Regions from separate parts of the Mus musculus genome. Here all the other regions are linked to region 2. A link is a loop called in an ENCODE intact Hi-C map of the cell type or tissue named here. Cell type or tissue: gastrocnemius. All regions are shown on one strand.

Region 1 (8,000 bases), 170 kb after region 2:
AGTTTGCCACCAAAACTGGAAAATTTACATCAGAATTATTTGTAACTGGTAGGTCTAAAATTCTATGGTGTGCAATTGCCCTTAAGGGAACTAAAATTTTGATTTATTTCCTGTGGTATTTCCTACATCTTCTCTAAAGAGCTTGTAGATTTCTCACCCCTTATTCAAAGCAAAAATCAAGAGGCACTGAAGTCCCGAGAAACTTCTTTTCAGTATGCAGCCTAAACAGCAGCGTGTGAGCTTTCTGTATTGTTTATCTTGAGTCAAATGCATTGCTAAGTGTTCCCACCACTTTTATACACTATATTCCCTGTGGTAAAACATCTGCAAAATAATTTTAGATGAAGAGCAACTTCCAAGTAAACTTTACAGAAAAGAAATTACAGTTTTCCAAACTAGGAAAGAGAGAGAGAGAAAGAACGCGCTTGCTCTAGAGAAGCCTTTGGTGATATTTGCAAGAAATAAAAAAGATGACAGGATTTACCATTAACAGTCTATAAAATCTAGGACCGCCTAAGTACAGTAAGGGAAAAGAATGTTTTTCCCGAGAGCAGGTCCCCCCCCCCTTTTTTTCAAGCTTACAACTTAGCGTAGAAAATAATTGCCAATCTAATCAGTAAATTCATTTGTAGTGCTTAACAAGCTGTGTGAATCGAAGCAATATGACCATCTCATACAAGCAAACCTTGTTCTTGCTGGCAGAAAGTCTAATGGGAAAATAAATGCCTTGAATACGCTCAGGGTCGTAAGAGATAGAGGACTGCGAATCTCATTAGCCAAAAGCGCTCTGTGATACTGTTCTGTAGCCACTGGTAAAGTTTCAGACGTCTAGGTAAGAAATTACGAGAGAAAATAGACAAGTACACACATACCCACAACTACTTTTACTCAAGTCCTTGGAATGGACATACTGAGTCCCAGGCAGCAGCCGAATAGAATCCTGCAGTAGCTCACTTTTAAAAGTCTCAGTCTTCCGAATTCCTACGCCTTGCCAAAAGGATAGCACCATTTGTCCAGGAAGGGAGAGTGCTTTTTTCTGTAGATCGTACAGTGAACCATGCCCTGTTTTGAAATCCCAGTCCTCAGACTCCCCCTACAACATCACACACACTCTCCTTTTCTTAAACTGATATCTATGTGAAACGAGCTGAAGTTCACGGTCCAGTTAGGAACGGATAATACATTCATTGTCCTGGAAGCAAACTTTTTTTTTTTCTCACTCCCTGGATGAATTCACGCTTGCTGTAAGAATAATAATTACGGAAAACTAGGAATGCGGTGCTAACGAATTAATCCTTAACGGACACCACCCTAACGAGGACAGCAATGATTCTGGGACTCTCTTCCTCACAGGACAAGCGTCTCCTGTGACAATGAGCTATTGTCCATCCTCCCACTTCACCCCAACCCTTAGAGATCCCAGAAGTCAAAGGTTGTCTGGCCTGGTTGACCATGACATGTGAGTTAACTCGTTCTGCAGCTACAAGTTAGGAGTTCCTGAAACTTTCTTGTGCCCAGAGAAATGGAAAGAAAGGGTGTGTGGGTCCGTTCCACTCGAAGTTGGTGGTTCTTAGAGATGGAAGGTCTGCTCCGATATAAACAGATATGGAAAAGTTAGATGTCAGAGCTCTGGTCCCCTGAGGAAAATGACGAATGGAGCCTTAGAGTACTCTCACAGGTGACTTAAAGCATTCCAATTACTGGGACATGAAAGGGTTCTCACAGGCAGGGCTTGCATGCACCAGTCCAAGGTTTGATATGCATCCCTAGTAAAATCTCACAGCCAAGGAGAACCATGGACCCCATAGTTCTCAAAAATCAAAAGTGAGGAGGGTGTGAAGCTAGACAGAAGACGCGAAACCCAAGGGGCAGGGCAAACAGCTCTTTTTCTTTTAATCTGCAGACATCCATAGCTAAAATACAGAATTCCACCTTAAAACTTTGACAGTCTTAAAAATGTTTTTAATATTAAAAAAAAAAAACCCACACCAAATACCGTCCCATGGAAAACAAGGGCAAGCATTACTGGGAACTCCAGTTGCACAGTGGCAGAGAGAGGGAGGGTGGTAAGAGCAAGCAGTGCGAGGCAGCCTCACTGAAGAGTGTAAAAAATCAAATGTGAGTTTGATGAATGTGAGGTCTGGGACATTTTGTCAAAGAGGGAGGGAAAGTAGAAAAGGGGGGGGGGAGGAAAAAAAAAAGGCAGTCCCGGCTGCCAACTCACCATCCACCAAGTTCTGGCCGAGATGTCGTAGCAAAGCTGCCATTTGATGGAGCCGTCGGAAGCTTTCCCTGCCATTACGCTGTCAGCAAGCTTCATCTGATGCTAACTCACGGGAGATAAGACACCTAATTGAGAAAACATTTGCAGTGGCATGTGGGGCAACATGTAGTCCGGTCCATACCATATGGAATCATGGGTAAAAAAAAAATCTCCTTGACAATGAACCAATCTCTCCCAGACCCAGTGGCAAGGTGAAGTGGAGATGAGGAGTCTGCTGCTAGAACTGTCTTCCCTTCTCTCTCTTTAAAACAAGAGCCCACTGCTACACATCAAAGGGAGGTGGTTAAAATTAGGGCTTCATCACTCAGATGATTTTGGTCTGCAAGGTTTTTCCTTTCCTTCCAACAACCCCCCCCCCCCTTGCTTTTTTTTTTTTTAAGGAGAATAAAGAGATTTAATAGGACAAAGGCAGGTAGTGGACTGCGGAGGGAGATCGCCACAGGCTATTAGCCTAAAATTTCTGCCTGACAGATGGAACTGCTTAGAGACTATCATGCAACGTTTGGGGCTTTTTTTTCCCTCCCCCCAACTCAGACTCTAAGTCTGATTCAGTATCTGTCTTTCACAGCCACCCTCCTCAAGATTGTGAACTGCGCATTTTAGAAAGTGTTTGTTGCTTAGGTTTTGCTGTGCTACACATCTCCCTTGGAAGCAAAGCAAAGAGTCTAAAACTAAATCTGGGAATAACCGAACAGGTTTTCCAAGGAGAAAAAAAAAAAAAGATTCCAGGGGAAAATTATTTCTCTTTTTATACCTTGTTTGTGGTTTTGGTTGTTATTGTTGTTGTGTATTTTTAAAATTTTTAATTAATTCATTAGTTAATTTGGTTATGAAAGAACCTAAATACAGGACGCCAGCCTCAGAGTCCCTTGCTTTCTGGTTCAGTTGGCACTGTGTTTCGTTGTGTTTTCATGGGAGTAAAGTAGTACATTGCTGGCGCGGTGTGCGTTCTAGCCAACACTAGCCTATATAACTACATTTTTTTATTCGATGCCGTAGAAATGAATTCTGGACATCTTCAATCTTTATTAATAAAGTAAGCAGTCTTTTATCAATTCATTTTACACAGTTGCAGTTAAGTTTGATATAAGAGTCTATTCAATCAGGAAAATTTAACTCTGATTTCCATACTGTAACCCAGTCATCTTATTTATAGGAATTTACTTTAAGTTATGCCAAAAATTTTTTTGGCCTGAAAAAAATGTAATAATATGGATCTATCTATAAGAAATACTAGAAAAATGTTTTGTTTTGTTTTTTTTTTTAAATGGGAAGAAGTCTAGACAGCTACTGAATTCAAGCCACTTACTGAAGACTAACAGGGAACAGGAAGTGACCAGAATATTCTCTTTGGTCACTTGTGTTTGGTAGCTGCCATTCCTGAGAGCTGGGCTGGGCTGGGACTGCAGAGAACACCTGTGTGAGAGTGACACTGAAAACTCTTAGTGAGTTTTGTTTTGTAGCTGAGCAACCTTTGGGTCCCCAAGTTCCCACTGGTGACTGTCTACAGTTCTGTACCCAGAGGCCTCTATGTGGGTACCTCAGGGCGTGGGAGAATTGATTACTATTTCTCGAAGGGAGCAACTGCGATCATTGACGAGTTGTGGTTTTAACATTTCATCTAGCTAATGAATTTTTCCTAGGCATAGTTTCAACCTAATTATGCTTTGGTAGTTTTGGTTCAGGTCTTTAAGTTGCAAAGAGGTTACCTTGGTTTTTTTTTCTTTCTTTGTATTTATGGACCACTCCTTAATTATAATAGGGATTGTTGTTATTATAGTCATTGGTATCATCATCATTTAATTATTTAGCATTATGGTAATACAGCAGTTAGCTCCTTTTGACCAAAACAATTTCAGTAAAGTAATGTCTAGTCTTTTAGAGCCTGAGGTGTTTTCTCATTTCAAGCATGGCTTCTAAGCTGCACTTAGGGATGACCATACAATAAATTAGGCAATTTTTCCTCTTCTTTGTGACCACCCCCCCCCCCCCCGTCCTGTTGTAATCTTCTAATAACATGGACTTGGAGGATTTCTCTCCATCTTTGGGGGCTTATTTGTGTTTGTATGCCCTTTGTCTCAAGTCTAAGGAACCTGTGATAGCACAGCAAGTGAGTCCCCTGAGGGACACTTGTTCCTTTCAGAAACGCACCCCAACTTTCCCGGCCAAGTCCTTCTCAGCCTTGTGCAACCGCAGCGTTATGAAAATGACCATCTGGAGGAAGACAAGGAGAAAATTTGTAAATTCTACGTATAATGTAAAATAGCAACGTGACCCCACCCCCACCCCCTTGAAGGAATAGGAAAAGGAAGCATTGCTCTGTCTTTGAATCCACCTCTCGTTCTACCCATTCCCCTGCTTAGGCCCCCTGTCCCACTGTATCGTACCCAGCTTCCTCTCCTGCATGAGGGTACACGGACACACATACTTGTGAGGCTGCAGCGTCTCTGTGTCTAAGTCTGTCTGTCTGTCTGTCTGTCAGAGAGCTCTGAAGTTGGAGGTGGCTGTCCTCTGAAGCCCAGCATTTCCAGGATCCCGAATGTCCTATGCTTGCCCATTATTTATGAATGAATGGGGCACCACCTAAGCTGGCATCCAGATTTCATTTTGTGAATGATGGAAAACCTGAGAGGACTTTGTGGGAGATAACACAGTAGTCTTGAACAAAGAAATGCTAGATATTTTTGGAAAACAGTTTTAAATCTAGAACAATTAGGAACATTTAACATCATCCTGGTCGACTAAAAGCCTGCTGGAAACTGCCCTTCTTCCGCTAGCAGGCCTTTCACGGTGTGGCCCCGTTGTTAATAGCCTTAAAACGAGATTAAATAAAACATGTTAAATATTGCAATTATTGTGGGAAATAAAATTATTTGGTGAGCATAATGGGGAACAATTCAAGCATTTCACAGGATCCAGGAAATGCTACTCCAAACAATCGCACTGCCTTATACATTTTCCCCTCTTTGATTGCTGACAGATGCCTTTTTGGAAACAAACATCTAAATGGTTTGCCTTCAGTCAGGAAAAAAAAAATAGCGGAAAGCGGCTACATGGTTTGAATTTAACTCTTGTCATTTGAACACTTCTCCATGCACGCGAGTGAGTGGATCTGAGGTGAAGGCAGCGTTTCCCACTGGGAAACAAGCCGGAGAGTCTGGGCTTTTATTTATTTATTTTTCTTTCCTTGACTCTGTATTATAAGAAGTGGGATCCCCTTGTTGTTCAGTCAGGAGACAGAATAAGGCCCAGGTGATGAGCCGAGAAGCACTTGGAAGGAAATGGACCATCAGAAGAAGCCTCAGGCCAAGTGCCAGTGGCCCCCTAACCTTGCTCTTGCCATCACAAAGTGCCTAACTGAAACCCTTTGCGTTATGGAAAGCAAGCAAACAAACCAAGAGTCCCAGGACACAGGATTCATAGCTGGGTCCTCCAGTGAACTGGGGTACAGGCCTTCAACAGGTGGACAGCGTCGATGGGAAGTTCTGATTCTTTGCTACGGAAGCACAATGTGCAGCGGAGGATTATTGCTTTCCAGAGGCTTTGGCGGAAGAATAGTTGAGAGTATTGTTTCTGAAGTCTCACACTCTGCTCTGAGGATTATGGACTGTGTGCCCTCTCCCAGGTTAATAAACCTCTCTAATTTTCTGTGGCCTATGGCAATCAGGAAGACAAAAAACATAACTTTTGTTAGGCATGTCTATGTTTGTGTGCGTACATGTATATGTGTGGTTGTGTGCAAAAAATATACCTCCACTGAATACTTCCTACTATGTGACAAGTGCTGTGCTGTCACCACTGCTCTGTTTATTTCATGCTGCTCCTCTCTTGAGAAATACCCTGGTTTCCCATCCCTTGATCCCATGCTGTTAGGCTGAGCCTCGTTCCAACACAGGTCAGATACTAGTACCTACTCCTAAAATCATGTAAAATTAGACTGTCTTCCCATCTACACGTTGAGATTCCCAAGGCGGGACTGTATCTTTCTTTCTTACGGGGCTTTGGGAATGTAGGAGGTCCGTCGGGTGGTTAGGACAACTTGTTAAGAAGACACAGAGGTTTGTCCACCTGGAGAGCCTGTTGCAGCCTCATGGTCCTACAGATTCCTCTGTCCATTTTGTTCATGCTGTTTCCCCTTTTAGTACATGGCATGGGTCAGAGTCCCACTCTGCAGGGATCTGCAGCTCTTTGACTCCCCGTTGCCTGTTTTATCTAGATTGTCCTTCTGTGTCTACCTCAGATAGGCTGGCTGTATTACCACCTGTCTTTGATGAACATATGTCTTTTATCCATTCATCCATCCATTAAATAGCATTTCTGTAGTGCCAGCAATTAAATGCATTTCCCTCTCCTTTTAAGCTTTGTTTCCAGGACCCTTGGAAATGTGAAACTCAACAAGAGCACGTGATTTGAACGCAGCATGTAATAACAGCTAACGTTTATCCAGTGTTTCCTCTCAGTCAGGCGATGTTCCAAGAGCCTTAAGTATTTTTTTTTTCCAGGTAGGTGCTTATGAGGTAGACTTGTTATTAACCTCACTTTATGATCAGAAACAGATGCTAGGCAGCAAAGTGTCCTATTTAGGGTTTCTGAATTGGAAATAGAATGAGGGAAAAGCACAGGAGTTAAGTTTGGCTTTTTAACCCCTGGTATTACCTCTGAGGTCACTTACAAGGTTTAGCGCCTGCTGTATGCCAGGCACCTCCTAAAATGCTTTTAGGTGATGCACGTGAAATGTGTGTAACAGTCCTAGAAGGTTGATATAATTCTCAGTTATCAGGTCTGAGTCCAAGAGGTAAGAGTCTTAGCAAAATATTCGAGTTAATCAATAACAAAGCCATCCTGGTATGTTGGTGCCCACCTGTGACCCTAGGAGGTGTAGGCAAGAGACTTGCGTATAGAAGGCTAATCTAAACTACAATCAGGATTTTGTTTTAAAAATTAAAAAAATAAGAAAGATTCAGCCTACATCTGCTTGAGTAAGAACTATCCCGCCAGTGCGTTTCCTATTCCAAGAAAGCAGATATATTGTATTTCTTTTCGTAGATTTAGACATTGGGCTTACACACACACACACACACACACACACACACACACACACACACTCACACACTGGCTTAAATCACTACAATCTTAGAAACCCTGATATTATAAGGGTGCCCTGTTTCTGAGGCTGCAGAGCTCAGTACATGGCAAATGGACATCTAAGATTAAAAAAAAAGAAAATAAAAGAGAGTTCTATACTGAAGAGAGATCATGTACTATTAATACCCAGGTCTTTCCTCTAACTTTAGTCAGGTGGAAAAATTCCCAAGTAGAGCTCAGCACACTGCACTACCTTGCCGAATTCCAGTGAGTGTGGTTTTATTCACGGGTCGTGATACTGGGGAGGCAGAAGAGCCACCATGGAAAGGTTAGGAGTTCAGTTTCCCCACAGCCAGAAAGAACACCCAGACCCCTCTTCTGGGGTTGGAGTGGTGTGTGTGTGTGTGTGTGTGTGTGTGTTTTCTCTTCCTTCCTTCCTTCCTTCCTCCTTCCTTCCTTCCTTCCTTCCTTCCTTCCTTCCTTCCTTCCTTCCTTCCTTCCTTCCTTCCAGCAAGAGTGGTAAAGCTGTCTTCACAGGCACATGTTATTTCTAGGTATAAGTGTCCTGAGCTTAAAACTTGATGTCCCAGGACACCTTGCAGTGTGGCAGAAGAAAATTCACAAACTGGAA
Region 2 (8,000 bases):
TACCATTGTGGAAAATTGTGCATGAGTTCCCCTTCTCATCCATCAAAGCGTAAAACCCAAACCACCATTCCTACCCACAGCACCTCCTTTACACTGGTAGAATAACCGAACTTGCGAAAAGGCCTCAAAGCTGAGAGAATGGCTTGGCCTATACATTATTGGTGCACAAGTCTGACCTGAGTTCAGTCTTCTTAAACGTGTTAAAAACTAACTGGGAAGAGAAGATCCCTAGAGCTACTGGTTATCCGTCAAATTGGCAAGTCCCAGGTTCAGTAAGAGATCCTGTCTCAAAAACTATGGTGGGGAGTTATTGAGGAAAACACTTAACATTGACCTCTGGCTTCCACATCTTTCACACACACACACACACACACACACACACACACCAAATTCCTTAAGTTAAGCAACAAAAAGGTTTGGCTAGAGCATTGTCTGTAAAGACAGCCCTCCTGCCTAGATCTTCCTGCCAGCTCCAACTATGATCCATCTCCTTGCCAATAGATTACTGAGAGCCCAGACTTCGGCAAGTTGTCTCCACTCTCCACACAGTGACAGTGTTTCTAATAACCTAATAGATTTTCATTTTGAAACACGTGGCACAAAGAAACCCATTAGCTGAAGAGCCCTACTGGGTACCTAATACTTTAACCTTATCACAGTAAGGTCAAGTGGCCAGGTTGTCAGTTTGTTTGTTTGTTTATTTATTTATTTATTTATTTATTTATTTAGTGACTGGTTGGCAATTAAGAGGGCTTTGTTGTAAGTAAGCAACAGCAGTTGATAGAATTTTAGAATGTGCTTTATGTGTTCCATATTATTCTAAATTTTAGCAGAACTACAAAGAAATAAAAGAGTGTTTCTTCTTGGAATTTTAAGATACAAGTTTTAGGGTAGAAACTTCCTCTCCCATTCCAGGGTCCGGATCTTCATTTTTTTTTTTTTAATAATGAAATGATGCAAGAAAGCTCAAAGAGAATGTGTCTCAACTCAGACATTTCCTCCATGAAATTACAGCCTTCATTCTAGAATTTTAATGTTTATGAATTCATCTTCTTTTGGTATTGCTCCATAAATAAGTGACTTGAGGAAGCACTTTAGGAAAGTTGGGAGTTACAGTGTGTGACCTCATTTTATGCACAGCCACATAAAGACAGGTTTACAAGAGACAGCACTGTTTTGGGGGTGACGGGACCTACTTTGTTGTCATGTTTCTACATTATGGAAACACATGTCTGTCAGTGTAAGTGAGTTTGTCTCCAATGGTCTTCAGTAAAGAAAATGCAAAGCAATCAGGGACCTCTAAGGCACTCTGAAACTTGTCAACTTTCTTTGTGTCACGTGTGTTGAACAAGGCCTTAGGTCAATGTCAGGGAAGCCATGAGAAAGTGAATAGTTACTAAATCAAAGTGGCTTTTTTTTTTTAACAGACAGCTGTGAGACTTGTCTGAGACTCCTGACCCCAGCTCCTGATCATGAGGATGGAGCCATCTGCAAAGTCATTGCTGAGAGCCCAATAAACAGTGTCACACATTACTGGTTTTAGAAGGACCAATTTCATGGGACAGTTGCTGAGAAAGGCAGTTGCTATATGCTTGTACTAGAAACCTCGGTATTTTCACATCATTTAAACGCTACATAAATGTGGGCATAGAGGGACTCCTGAGTGTTTGACACAGCAGAGCTGATGGCATGAACACAAGATGGGCCTCACTCAAGAGTTTACTTGAGGAGCCTAGACCTCTGCACCCAAGAAGTCTAGGGATCTTGGCAACAACTTTGAAATCATCTAAATAAAAAATGATGGTTATAATAATTCTAAAAGCACTAGTGGTCAAGTTCATTGCTTGTTGGAACTCATAAGAGGCATACACAGAATTTAGACAGACCAGACTAGCTCCAAACTATTCATCCCACTTTATCTAATGGTTTTTTCAGCCCCTCCCCCAGCCTTCTCAGTCTGGGCTTGATTTTTCTTTATACAACCTTCTTCCCACAGAGGCTTCTTTTTCTTGGCACCTCAAACTTCATTTGTATTGCAAGTCTTGTCCACACAGAGACCTTCTGAGATAACAGCTACTTCCTTGGTCTCATCTTATTTGTATCCATCTATTTGGATACCATATTCATTTCATCCCTAGTTTTGAGCTTACCTCTTAGCTTGTGTTTTTTTTTTTTTTTTCTATTCTTTACTGTAATAATGGGGTCTGGTTCAGTGCAATACATAAGCTTGCTGTTTCTTCTTCTTCTTCTTCTTCTTCTTCTTCTTCTTCTTCTTCTTCTTCTTCTTCTTCTTCTTCTTCTTCTTCTTCTTCTTCTTCAAAAAAAAAAAAAAAAAAAAAATGCCGGTTGCCTGTAAGGCATCCAGACTCACCCTCCTCAACCCTCTCCCCGAGGTAAAGCTAGTGCAGAAAATGAGCAGAAGAGTCCAGGTTTCTTTTCTTGGTCCCTTTTCAGTCAGATGCTGCTCCAAACATAAAAGGTGAAAGACTGGGGGGACAGCAAGATTGTCCAAAGAAAAGTCTCAAGTGTGATTTTATCAACTCCATAAATCCAACTGCTTGCCATGAACCTGTTGACCTTTTGGAATGAACTAAGCTCTTGGACTGGCATCCAGACTGAGATAGTGGAAACATTCCTATCTGGGGCTGAGGGTAAAACTGAGGAGACAGCTATGGTGCCAAGTGTGTGTGTGTGTGTGTGTGTGTGGGGGGGGGGGGGGGTTGGGTTGGGCAGGTTCCGAGGAAGACAATTTCCTGGGAACTCCAGTGCTATGCTTCCCAAGAGTGACAATGTCCACCGTGCAGAGGAAGCTCCAGCTGGTTAGTCAGTGGCATATTACTATGGCAGCACGTGGGGGGAGGTGCCGGGGGAGTATCCTAGGCTAGGTGCCGGTCTTTGAGTCTGTTAGCCTTTCTGGGGTGATTTGGCCAGTGAGCTTTTCAAGAGTACTAACCTATAAACGTGGTTCTAGCCTGGGGAGCTGGGCGTCGCTCTACATCCCCTCACCTCTCCTTGTGCCCTTTGCGGGGAAGGTGGTATGTCCACTCAGACTCGCACCCGCTTTCATCTGCAGCCTGCCGATTTTGCAGGGCATCTTACGGGGGGCTTGGGACCCTGGTCCAGTAAGGAGGGCCCGGGAGGAGTCACCCGTGCCCCAGACTTTCTGTACAGCGGGGTGGCGCACTCAGCGCGCGCGTTGGAAAGGTTCATTTTAAGAGTTTCAGGGCCTCGGTTTGGTGATCCGATCGGGTGACAACTTTCATCCCAGAGCCTCTCTTGTGACCCGGCGGCCTCAAGCGGACACCAGAGGGCGCCGCTTTAATGTGCTTCAGCCCGGGATCCTCGAAGGGGGCGCAGAAGTAGAGTCGGGCTAGGGATCCAGTTCTCTGTAACCTGATGGGCGCGATCCGATAATCTGCGGGACCCCTCTGGGAGCATCCTTTTTGTTTTTCCGCCTTGGGCGCGTAAAGCGGGGTGTAGGGCACCCCGAGGCCAGGTCCCCTGTTCCCACTTTGCAAGATCAACTACAGGAGCTCATACCGGGTCTTTTCACTACCTGAGGGTTCCTTGCAGAGCTGTCAGGGTGAGAAAGGAGGAGAGGTCCCTGACTGAAGCCTCGCCCCCTCTAACTGCTAAGGAACATGCCTGCAGGCGTTGAACCGAGAGCGACTAATTAATTTCCCAGCACTTGTGCAGAATACTTTAGAATGGAAAAAATGAAGGTTTTCGATGAAAATGAAGCTTGATGGTGTGCACCTGCCACTAATGCACGATGCACCGTAACTTCCCTCATTAGAGAGATGGCTTGGGTTGAGAACAAGTCATATAGTGAAAATCACTTCAACACGTGCCTGTTCATATGCATAAACTCCTGTGTACCAGATGGCAAAATATAATGACATCTTAAACAGCTAATTGCATAAACCTTGTAATGCAGATAATTGCTGTACCAAAGTAGGAGTTAATAATTTCCCACTGTATTGCCTGGCTTCAGAGTAATCCTTAAGGAAAGTTGTGACAATTCTAACACACTAAAGTTCACCAAGCGGTAATTAAAACTAGCACTTATATCATTTGACTTTCAAACCCTTAATTATGTTTTGGAAGAACTGCTATGTGGAAACCCAGAAGTTGTAGATGATTATAACATTTGATGCCTGTGATTCGTCCGTTTTCCTTTGCAGGTCTCATGTGGCATAAGATTAGAGAAGCCATTGGGGATATGTTATATTCTCCAAAATGATTCCCAGAGTGGAAGGCCTGCATTTTGGTGCGTGATTGGTTAATTCCCACCCCCAGTAGATCTGTGGATTATTGCCAATGTGTACTTATTCAAGGGGCCACTTCAATGATAACTTTACCGTTACATTACATTTACATTAAACATTACAGCCTTACCATGTGACTGACACCTTTAAAAACACTTTGCAGGTATCTCATCTAATCCTCGACACAACTATCACAAATGTACCCTGACTACTGTCCTTCTTCGATGAGGGAACCCAGATAAGGACTAGTAAATTATTTCCTCAAAGTCACTGATCTGAAGACACCACAAACCACAGAATCCACACTGTTTACCATTATTTTTAACGGTCCCATTATTTACAATAGGACCTGAGCATTTCAACATTCCCATTTTATTTTCTAATAGTATTTAGAAATAAAATTCGTATGTAATAATTGAATTATTAATGCAACTTGGCAGGTAAATATCTTTGTTGAATTTAATTTCTCATCTATTTCCATGATACTTCCCCATGGAAAATAATCTGTGGTTTATACAAAGTGGTTGTCCATTAGTAAACAACCAAGAAGAGCACACCCATAGAACTAGATTTTCATTTTCCTAAAACATAGTTTAAAAGATAGATATACCTTAGTGTTTTTATCTCTCCATTTGACAAAGAATAAAATTAGCTTATGGTATATTAAAAAAGCACATACAATAACACACCCAGAACACAATGCTCCGTACAAGACACACACAGTGTTGTCTTTTCTCTCTTTATGTTGATATTATAGATTTTCTCTTTTTGTCGTTTTGAGCAGATAAGATGAGGGATGCCAGCTGTCTCCTCAGCATGCAGCCACCCTTGGAGACTCCCTTCTGTGAGTTATGTGCCCATCTCCTCCACAGTTGCTCCTACATTAAGTCCTTAATTTAGAGGGAGGAATTTCAGCTTTGAGGTCAGGAGCTCAGCACGCTTATTCTTTTTCCACTATGACTTTGCAGAGTGACCTTGGATAAGACACTCGATGGCCATGAAATTCAGCTTCTTTACCCAAAACACAAAAGCCCTGGCTTGTCACACATGTCCCTCCTAGTTCCGTCCTTCTGGGATGTTATGCAGCTGTTTCTCATCTAACTTTTTTTATTTTAAAATGGGAATAAGACTACTAGGTTGCACTCTCAGTAATACAAGGAAGAATCTGAGATGTTTGGCTCAACCAGAAAAATGTCTGTAGGGAAAAGACTTAATTTAGGAAGCATTTCTTTGATAGCTGTTATTTTCTGGTGTAGCACTCAAGGAATAAAGGGAAATGTGACATAATCCTTGACATCAGCAGTTTCTGATATAGCTAGTGACAGGCAGAGGAGTATAACTATGCAGTGGCACGATGGCGGCCATGATACGTAGCATATTATGAAGTAGAAACATGTTATTTACATGGTGGGGCAATTTCATGGCAGAGGTGACACCTGAGCTGCATTTTGAAGGACAAGTCAGAGCTGGTACACCGTGGGTCCATGGAATATGGGAAATAGGAAAACGTAGCTACCTGGGAGTAAGGAAGAAATCAGGTGACCATCAATATAAGGAACAAAGGAGAGAGCCTAGGTAGAAAAGACAGACATAGGGCTAATCTTGCAAGGCTTTGTTGCAGGGTTTGGACTATACTATGAATTTAATGGGATTAGAATGAAAGATTGACTGTCTTAGACTTCATTATTACAGTAATTATGGAACCATCTGGAATGCAGAAAGTTTTAAACTTGTTCATAGTGTCTGCTTTTTACTTGAGAGAATATCTAAGAGATACCTTATCTAAGAGAATTCTTGCTTTGTTCACCAGAGGGTTGGAAGTCAGTGCTCACCTCTGGCATTGTTCAAGAAACCAAGTTTTATGTGAGTATATTCTCTAATTGCTTGTTCTAGGACCCTAAAGTCTTCAAGATCATGCTTCCTCATCTTTCACATCCAAAAGGTTGGGGGCAGGAATCGAAGCTATAATCATTGCACAAGCCAGTGCACAAAACTCCACTTGAAAATTCTATGCTTTAAAAACATTTTAATGATGAATCTTATCTATTTTGGTTTGAGATTAAGTGCTCACAGAAGCTCTGGTGTTTGTCAGTAAACAGCATCCCTTCCACCAGTAGAAACATGCATTGGAAATACTCTCTGGAGAACAACTTGGCCATATATGGAATGTTCTCTATGTTCTGTCCAGCAATTCTGGTTCAGGGAATGTGTCGTTTTTGGTCTTGGGGATCAAGTGTCAAGCCTTGTACACATATCAGCTACACTACTTCTTCATAAAATTATGTGTCTAGGAATTTATCTTGCGGAAATAACCAAAGCATTCAAGGGCAGTCAACCCTTCATCTGTGGGGTTTCCATTTGCATATTTAACCAAGAGAGGATCCAAAAAGTGAGAAGTGTACAAACACATATGGGGTCTTCTCTTGCTAACTTCCCGTCAACAAAGCAATGTGACATTTGACCTTGTATTTTCTAATGTTTAAATGTAGGAATGTGGTACTTTCATAACCACAAAAAAGTAAGAGAAACATGTAATGATTATCAATACTAAAAAGCAGAAACTATGAAGCAATCTTTTAGACCCATCTTACAGTTGATGACAATATCGTCTTTGCTGTATCTTGCTGGGGACAAGGAAAGTTGATATAAAAATAAAATATTATTTATGTAAGACTTAGGAGAATGAGCAAGGTTGCAAAAACAAAACAAAACAAAGCAACAATAACAACAACAACAACCACCAGTTATCAGGCCAGAGGTGAGTATCTGCATCTCCTTTTCTGTTAGAAGTATTTGACATCTAGAGAATGTGGCTGAGAGGTTGGTGGGAAGACAGAAATTGGAAGGTGCCTCAGAGTGTATAAATGCTGAGTATACAGGTGAACTAGAAATAGATGCCACAAAGGCTAAAGTCAGTTTTGAATTATCTTCAAATTGGATTGAAATGTTTATGGCTTGAGGGCAGAGATAAATGTGAATATTCCTGGAGGAAGATAGCATCATCCTAGATTTCAAATCTATCCTATCAACAAACACTCAAATGTAGCAACTGTTGCTTAATAACAAAAAGGAGAAATAACTAGACACACAAGGAAACAAGATCATAGGAGTGACATGGAAAACCCCACAGAGAACCAAAACAGACCATGTAGGCTTTAGATATAGAGATAATATGACACAACCTTCAATTTAATACTCCTCACATATGCAGAAGAAAGGCACCCAGATTAAAGAAGTCTAGGGATGTTGAAAGGAACAGCAAAATGGACATAAGTAACCTCAAGTACTATTACAGCTCCACAAATTATAAGGCATTATTATCGAACATGAGGACAGCACGTTTTAATGAAGGAAGAGCTGATTCACAGGAAATTGTGTCTGTCTAATAACATGATACACACACATCAGCACACACACCAGAAAAGTATGTAAGCAAGGACTGAAGATCTGAAAGGTGAAATTCATCACCACAACAAGAAATTTCAATAATCACTTTAGTGTCTGATAGATCCTAAAAACTCAAACCAGTAAGAATATAGAGAACTTGAGAAATATCATGATAAAAATTGGTTTAATAGATATATAGAATAAGTCACCTTATAATGTCAAAACATGTATTTTTTTCCTCAAGAATATAAAAACTTAACAAAGCTTCTGAAACTACTCAGAAAATTCCTTTTTGGGTATTTAAACTGGAAGTTACACCAGTAAGATACTGGAAAATCCTGCCCC
Region 3 (8,000 bases), 70 kb after region 2:
TTTTCTACCCCTCTACAGACTGTCCGGGTACTTTATTGGCACTGAAGGTGGAGTTGGGTGGAAGCTTTGCAACAGACATCTGTGGTGACAAGATGAGATGTGGCCCCTGAACACCAGAGCAGGGCAGTGGATTCTCCAGCTTGATAAGATCAGGAGGGTGTCTATGCAACCTGCTTTGTGAGAAAATTACTTGGCTTATCAAGAATTCTACAAACTGCTTTTGTAGAAGGCAGCAAAAAAACCTTGACAGTGGACAGAGCCCCTCGAGAGATAGTGTCATCTGGGAAAATAAACTCAGGATGGTCCCTTCAGTTTTCCCAGTCATATATACACTGTTTTCGCTGCACTCGTGGAGTAGGATTTCCAGGAGAGTGTGTAGCATTTCCAGTTTATAAACCAAGAAGGTCAAGACTAAGAAGTTAACGGTCAAGCTTTGTGTTACAAAGTTATTCTGTGCTGAAATGGACTGAGCCATCTGTTTTACTGCTACCTCCATATTCTTGAACTAGTCATAGAAATCAACTGTGTGGACACAAGAGCACAAGGCATAAAGATGAGGTTAGCCAGGACTCTTGTTCACAGTACTAAGGTATGTGTACACAGTACTTATGGGAGTTACTCTGAATGCTTAGAGCAGTCCAATTCGTTCTCGTAAAACCCAAGCGAGGAGGCATGCACTGAGCATTTTCGTGTTCTGCATGAGAAGGAAGAGGGATACAGAACTTATATAGAGCTGGAGTTTGAATATAATCAGGGCCTTAGCACAATAGTGTGCAGTCTATGTGCTCTGGGCAGTAACACCTCTGTGCCGGGGAGAGAAATGAGGTGATAAATAATGAGGGAAACTCTTGCTGCCTTATGTATTTAAAGTGGTCTGACCTTGAGCATGCTAATTAATTTTTCTGCATCAGTTTTTTATCTGTTAAATGGGAGTTTTGATGCCACCTGCTTCATAGTTAAAGGGATGTTGTTGTGAGACTTAATTGGCTGTGTGTTTGCAGGTGTGCTGCTTCAAACAATCCCTCCTCCTACGTTTAGTATGATTTGAGTGTTTGTTATGATCCTATTCTAAGGGGCCAGCATGGGCAAATCTGCAGGTGTGTTGCACACGCAAGTGCTAAGGGTCCTCAGAAGAGAGAGGACTTATTTTCAGTAGGGAGGATTAGGCTGGCGTCAAGTGAGGCCACAAGAAGATGTAAACTGAGACTCAGAGGACAGTGGTGTCACAAATGGAGGCACAAGGAACTTCAGCATCAGTGTAATCTCATGACTTTGTTCCCCAGAGGCGATCTCAGCTCATACGCACAGGCAGTCTCTTCATGTTTGTCCACTTGGGTAAAGGCTTTAACTATAAGCCAAACCTCCTCACTTCTCTGCCTGCTCTCGTCACGACCTGCTTCTCAGCAGTGCCTGCCTGACATCGTTTAAAACCAGCTACAACCAGAGACTATACTTTCTTAAGCCCCTGTTCGTCTGCTCATGGGGCACTCCCTCCAGCCTCGGTGGCTCTTCCCTGCCATCCTTTTGGGAATGATGTAACTGAGCAACACACTTCACAATGATGGCAGTCTCTATAGAGATTAGGGACTTGCCAATCTATAGGCTGCCTCCTATTGACTTGGAGCATGTCGGGGGTCTCACAAAACATTAATCCACACAGAAAGCCTGTGAAGTCAGTTCTGTTATTCTCCTCCACATGTAAATGGTTGGAGCCTGTGTTGGAGCTGTCTTAGATCCAGTAGGTTTGTAAGATGCCATGGTAGAGACAGGATCTCAACAATGCTTTATGAGTTTGCAAAGCCCAGAGACAGGTTATTTGATGTCTGGCAGTACCTGTCTAGACCATAGGCAGGGAAACTAAGAAAAGCTCTATTGGGTCTGTGGCAACAATATCCTGACTGGATAGCGATGTTCATCTTAGAGAGAGACTGGCTTCTGTCACCAATTTCCTCTCTGGAGAGCCAGGATCCATCTTGGTACTATCAGGGGAGGATTCAGTTCCCACAGAGGGGAGCAAGATCATTTTGGTGTGCTTTGGCCATTTATCTGTCATCTGTTTGTCCCTCAACCTTCTCTCCAGCTCTCATACCATCCAGAAATCTTTACTGGGATGTACTCTTTGTAATGGAGCATGATAAGTAGATTCATATGTTGCTTGACCCCAAGGATCTTGTGGGATCTTCCCGAGGAACACTGGGGTGGTACTGGAGTAAGGATGGATGCTGAAATGGTTTCTACAGAGATGGCGACTAAGGGAGATAGTTCAGAGAAACTGAGGCAGATGGCTCTGTCTGCTGCTTCTGTGCCTGCAGATGAGTGTCCTGGCTAGCCAGCTGCCCGCTGGCTCTGTCTGTCTCTTTGTGTGCTAATCAGTGGACCCATAGATGTTCCTCTTCCACAGGCAGCTTTCGACCTAGAGGTTGTGTCACGGTGTTGCCTGCCAATGGAGGTCACTTGGCCTGCTGAGATGCGCTGAGCCTACACACAGGACCTCATCTGCATGGGGAAGGTCAAATGAGGTTGAGCCCACTTCTCTCTCTCTCTCTCTCTCTCTCTCTCTCTCTCTCTCTCTCTCTCTCTCTCTCTCTCAAAGCCTTTTCTGCACAGGAACTGTCTCCTAGGGTGAGGAACAGAACAGCTTTGTGCTCTCCTTTGAGTGCTCACTGCAGGGAAAGCCCAGCCACAAGCTACAAAGTCGTCCAAGTTCAACCCCCAGACACAGTGTGCTGTGCTCAGAAATCACAAGGGAGGTAGGAAGGCTCAGAAGAAAATGCAGACAGGGGACCTTGAGGAGATGGGAGGGCAGTGAGCCGATTTTTCATGTCAGATTTTAAAGATCTTGTCAGAGTCTTCCTGTTTTTACATATAGAATTGGTAAGGTCCGTGTTTCACTCCTGCATTTTCTTTGAAATTTATCTTTGCTTCCCATCTAGCATGTATGTTGGGAAGAGGGACAAGGGTGTGTGTGTGTGTGTGTGTGTGTGTGTGTGTGTGTGTGTGTGTGTGTCAGAGCTGTTCTCTCCTTCTGGGGTTCATCTGCTTTTGAGAGCTGCTTGCTCTTCGCTGGCCACAGAAGAGTACCTGACATTCAGGCTACTGCCTTGAATATAATTGAATTGCTGGGATGTGCTAAACATTGCAGGGCTTTAAGCTGAAGATAATTTAATGATGTGGCCTTTAGGATTGTTAATTAGTACTGTCTGTATGAGCATGTAACAATAACACCACCTACTGTAAAGTGAATGTTCTACACTCAGAACACTCATTTCTTTAGGGCTTCCTGCAGAGACGTGTGCTCATTAACTCCTTTGATGACAAAGGCTTTTCCCCTTTTTGAGGGGTTCTGCAAGCTTTGGATTCTCACGGTCGGTCTCTAATCTCTCATTCTTCTGCGTAAAGCCATGACGCAGCTGGTGTGGGCAGGGGCATAGAGAACGGACACTCAGACCTATGCTAACCGTGACTTGATTGATCCTTCTCTGCTGGGCTGCCGGGACACTGTCGCTCTGGAGAACAGAGAGCAGAGAGGCTTAGGAGACGATGTGGAGAGAGTTAAGAGAGAATGCAGAGAAACTGGAATCCCGCGCTGTGTTAGTGTGAATGCAAACAGTGTGAAGGTACCTTGAAAGTTAAAAGCAGAACTGCCACGGGATCCAACACTTTCGGCCATTTATCCTAGAGGTTTGAAATCAGGATATCAGAGAGATATTAACCCTCCTTAGTTTACTACAGCCATATTCAAAGTGAGGAGGATGCAGAAATATCATGTCCCCCGAAAGACAAGTGGAAAAGAAGAGATTCGTATTCATGCAATGGGATGCTGTTTAGCCTTTAAAAGAAGGCTGTGAACCCTGAAAGCATTATGTTAAGTGAAATATATGTGATAAAGTGAGAAAGATTGCACAGTTCCACTCTTACAATATCTCAACATCAAATTCTTGTAATAAAACAGGAGATTGGTAGTTGCCACAAACAGTCTAGGAACCAAGCAAATGTCCGGTTGACAGTTCAATAGCATCAGTGTTCAGCTCATCAGGTGAGTGAGTTCTAGAGGTCGGCTATTCAACACTGTACCTATGCTCACTATATCTGACAATCCAAATGTGCCAATCTAGGGTAGGTCCCATGTCGAAGGTTCTCAGGGAAGGTGAGTGGGATTGCTCAGTGGTAGAGCACTAGCTCAGCCTGTAGGAGGCACTGGAACATTCACACACACATACATATATGTATGAATGAACATATAATGATATGTACAAATATATACAGAAATGAGCACATCCATGTATTCACATGCAAGATTAGAGAGGGAGAGAGGGGGAGAGAGAGGGGGAGGGAGAGGGGGAGGGAGAGGGGGCAGGGAGAGAGGGAGAGGGGGCAGGGAGAGAGGGAGAGGGAGAAGAGGAGGGGGAGGGGGAGGGGGAGGGAGAGGGAGAGGGAGAGATCTGGCCACTGAAGTCAAGGTGTTACTTGCACTTTCTTACCCCATTGGAGGAAATGGTCCATGAATGGCTGCTCAGTGAGCTCAGAGGTTCAGGTGAATTGTCAGCTTAGAGGAAGCCTCCATGTTAATTTGGGGAAGTGGAAGCTGTAGGTGGGAAGGAAGTGCTCACTCTGTTTTCCCATTTGTTATAACAGGCAAGGGCTCTTCCAACCACATACCCTTCTCTTCACTAACAAGTATATATTTCCAAAGCTGCTTATATTCTTCAGTGAGAAAAATGCCAGCTATATTTAAATACTTGGATATTAGACTATGTCCTGTTCTGTGTTCAGCCAAATCTTCCCATGACCATGCTATAGGCCCTGGTATGGCCCTGAAGATCCTACTGTCAATGCCTCAGCTTCCGCCACCTTCCTCTCTGGGTTTGCTTCTGTCTCACCCTTACAATTTCATCCGGCCTCTAGTCTGGAGACTAGACACCAGACGTAGTTTTGCAGACTGATGGAGAACATTACTGGCTGACTGTGGCCATCCTCTGTCAAAGCCAGAGGAGGCCTTGAAATACTTTTCAGTGCAGAGCCTGTTGATTGAGCTGGAACTGAGAGCCACTCACTATTCCAGTGCCAGCTTCTTGGCCCATTTTTCCCCTAACCTGTCAACTGAGCTTTGTCATGTCCCTGACCTGCCACCTCCCTGCATTTGCACAGCTGTGTCTGCCTGGTGCTGTCTGCTGTCCACGCTTACGCCTTGACCCACTGAGCTTTCTGCATGCCTTGCTTGTGCACCTTTGCTGCAGCCTGCCTCTGGCTCCCTCTTAATTATGTCATTTGCTCTCCCCCACAACAGCCCTCTAGAGCTTCCTGCCTTTACAGCCCCTCCCCTCCTTCCTGTCCTTCCCCAAGGACTGCAGCCTTCCCTCCTGTTTCCCTTTGGTCTCTCCCACCTTACTTCCTGTTCTCACATGTGCCTGAGTGCCCCCATAGCTATCTTTGACTTCTGTCCTTGTCATTATTTTCTCAACTGTTGCACCCCCCTCCCCGCACTTCCCCCGTTCTCCCCTGCAATGATAACTTCTCAACAGTCAGCAAACGTCATTTCCTTGGCAGTGGCTTCCAGAGTGAACTCAGTGCAAGCAGAGTTGTGTTCTCTGCGTATCTTCTACAAGCCCCTTATCCTGTTAATTGATGTTGATCTAGTCTGATTTTTATCCCAGATCATAGCAGTGTCTAGACTGTACATAGGATTAGTTTATTTATTTCACAAATGAACAGGTGTATTGGGAAGTTGAGGTAGGAACTAGATTTTGTTCATCTCCCAGGAGCCATACATCCACTGTCTTCCTGTTAAAGGTCTGGATGTGACTTCTTTCTCCCTATCTGTAATTGTCATTTTCTATCATGGTTTTACTTATCTCCATGTGTCTTGCCATTGCTATCACACTGATGCTTCCTCTGAACAGCTGTCTGCATCCATATCTATGGTTTCTCCAAACACCGAACATCATAAGTCTCACATGTTGCCTTATTAAGATGTAGCAATGTTGAAAAGTTGTAAGCTGCCTTTAAACCACTTCGTTCAGAATAAGCTGTTTATCTTAAGTCAACTAACCTGAACTTAATCTTTTGTCGCAGTCACCCCCGGATATCTATTGATGTGCATGAAATTTTGCTGGATTGTAAAATTTATAAAACAAGGTTAGTGCCAATCTTACCTAGTATTATTTCCAGCAAGATGACCGACAAGGATGGACATAAACACAGACATGTTGATGGGATAAATACAGCCTCTATTCTGCCTTTAGGAAGCAGCTGAACCCAACTGTCTAGGAAAGATTCTCATATAACTCTCACTTTAAGTTTCTCAAAGTAGAAAAAAAAATATTTTCTCTGAAATTGTTTAAGCAGTCACAAGGTGTGTGGGATCATAAGGACAGACACAGGACCTTCCCTCAACCATTCAGTGAATAAGTTGTGTCCAATTTTGTCCAGAGCTAGACTTAAAATGATAATGGTGATGATGATGATGATGATGGTAATAATAATAATAATAATAATAATAATAATAATAATAATAATAATGGTCTCTAACACAGTGTCTGGGTTTTCCAAATCCCTAGCTCAGACTGACAACATAGTACTCCTGTGAACACATTTTTTTAACTAGGTGGCATCTGGTGCCTCTCAATAGAAATGTGTTCCTGCATGGGAGAGTGGTCCTTCTGTGGTGACTGAATGGGCACTGCCTGTCAGATCAATTATGCACGAAACTCGTCTTCTCTAAGGTTCCCTCACATTTTTTTTCTCTTGAGAATTCACCTTGCACTCAACCTTCTGTCTCTAGGAGTCAGGCCTGCAGACAGTTGCCTGCCCCCAGCTGTTTCCCGCTGGAGAGTATGGCCAAGGAGACACCTCCCTGCTGGGTTTGTATTACCCGTGTGATGAGTCTTCTCTGTTTCCAGGCTGGACATTTAAACGTGGTAGTAGTGGGAAGCCTTTCTCTTATTTCACTGATATACCATTAGGACACCTTGCTCCTTAGCTGCTTTGACATATGTGCAATAGAGCCTACTGTGGGTCAGCATATTCCTAGTCTGTCTCAGTTTGTGCTTTTTTTCCTGAGGCCACTGCTTCTTTGACCACAGAGAACAGGGCAATGATCATAAAGTCAGAAAAACAAATAGAGAGCTTTCTGTAGGTGGGGTTTCCTGTGAATGCTGACCAGGTTGCTGCATAGCTTCCTAGAAACCATTATTGATAAACCATCATAAAATCCTCTCTTTGGGCTCTACGGGGTGATGCACGGCATTCTGTTACTGAGGTCAAGTTCTTATGGTCTAACTGGCAGAGCCAGAGTATAATGAGAGCAGCTGGTAGGGACGCCATCTGGGGTACCCAGGAAGCATAGCTCTTGTTCATTTGCAAAAGTGCAAGGTGATAAGAGGCCAGTCTGCTCTCAAAATACATTTAGGAGATGGTATCTCCTTCCATCTCTCCATCACAGCTGAGGCAGCCAGCAATGTTGTTGCAGCCTGGCTTCTCTGTGGCCATTCCCATCAACCGTAAACCTTCTCTTCTCCCAATGAATAGCAGCCATAACTACATTTAAAAAATACAACTCATGGAAAATGCTTAAAGCCCCTAGATAGCCTGGCTTGTATGGCCTTAGTGGAAGAGGATGAGCTTAGTCCTGCTGCAACTTGATGTGCCAGGATGGATTGGTACCCATGGGAGGCTTGCCTTCTCTGAGGAGAAGGAGAGGGGATAGCATGGGAGGTTGTGAGGTGGGACTGGGAGAAGAGGAGGGGGAGCAATCAGGATGTAAAGTGAATAAATAAAAATAAAATAATAAAAAATAGAAAAAAAATAAAGAGCTTTGGGTCCCCATTTCTGCTGCCCCTACAAGCATGGCAGTTCTATATAACAGTCCTTCTTACTCACCATTGTGCACAAGTCCAACCACTAAGCCTCCACTGAGTCATCTCTACAGTGGATATAATGACAGAAGGGTCAACTCCTAAGCTGGGTGAGAAACCTAAGTGACATAGTATATGGTTGGCACA

What was found. Peaks named below come from ENCODE experiments on the same cell type or tissue, not always from the same donor. Only the 100,000 strongest peaks of a DNase experiment are listed, where the experiment ranks them.
Region 1: a loop joins it to region 2, with 4 times the contacts of the local background. A loop is called at or near these places in 8 of 42 quality-filtered maps.
Region 3: it touches region 2 in a loop (2.3-fold over the local background); 11 of 42 quality-filtered maps call a loop at or near these places.

The regions. Positions count from the first base shown.
Region 1 is chr4:97,576,297-97,584,296 of GRCm38, reverse strand. The region is part of intron 1 of E130114P18Rik (RIKEN cDNA E130114P18 gene); the gene reads left to right. It also overlaps a transcript of Nfia not described here. Among named protein-coding and RNA genes, the nearest start is that of E130114P18Rik, 4.3 kb to the left of the region's middle. In gastrocnemius, no CTCF peak of the experiment used is centred here; DNase peaks (open chromatin) are centred at 4,711, 5,604, 6,168, 6,406 and 6 more places; H3K4me3 peaks cover 2,540 bases; H3K27ac peaks cover 1,523 bases.
Region 2 is chr4:97,741,298-97,749,297 of GRCm38, reverse strand. It overlaps a transcript of Nfia not described here. Among named protein-coding and RNA genes, the nearest start is that of Gm38709, 32 kb to the left of the region's middle. In gastrocnemius, a CTCF peak has its summit at 3,288 (motif pointing right); DNase peaks (open chromatin) are centred at 2,880 and 3,305; H3K4me3 peaks cover 928 bases; H3K27ac peaks cover 316 bases.
Region 3 is chr4:97,671,429-97,679,428 of GRCm38, reverse strand. It overlaps a transcript of Nfia not described here. Among named protein-coding and RNA genes, the nearest start is that of E130114P18Rik, 91 kb to the right of the region's middle. In gastrocnemius, a CTCF peak has its summit at 3,231; DNase peaks (open chromatin) are centred at 2,432, 2,656, 6,796 and 7,324.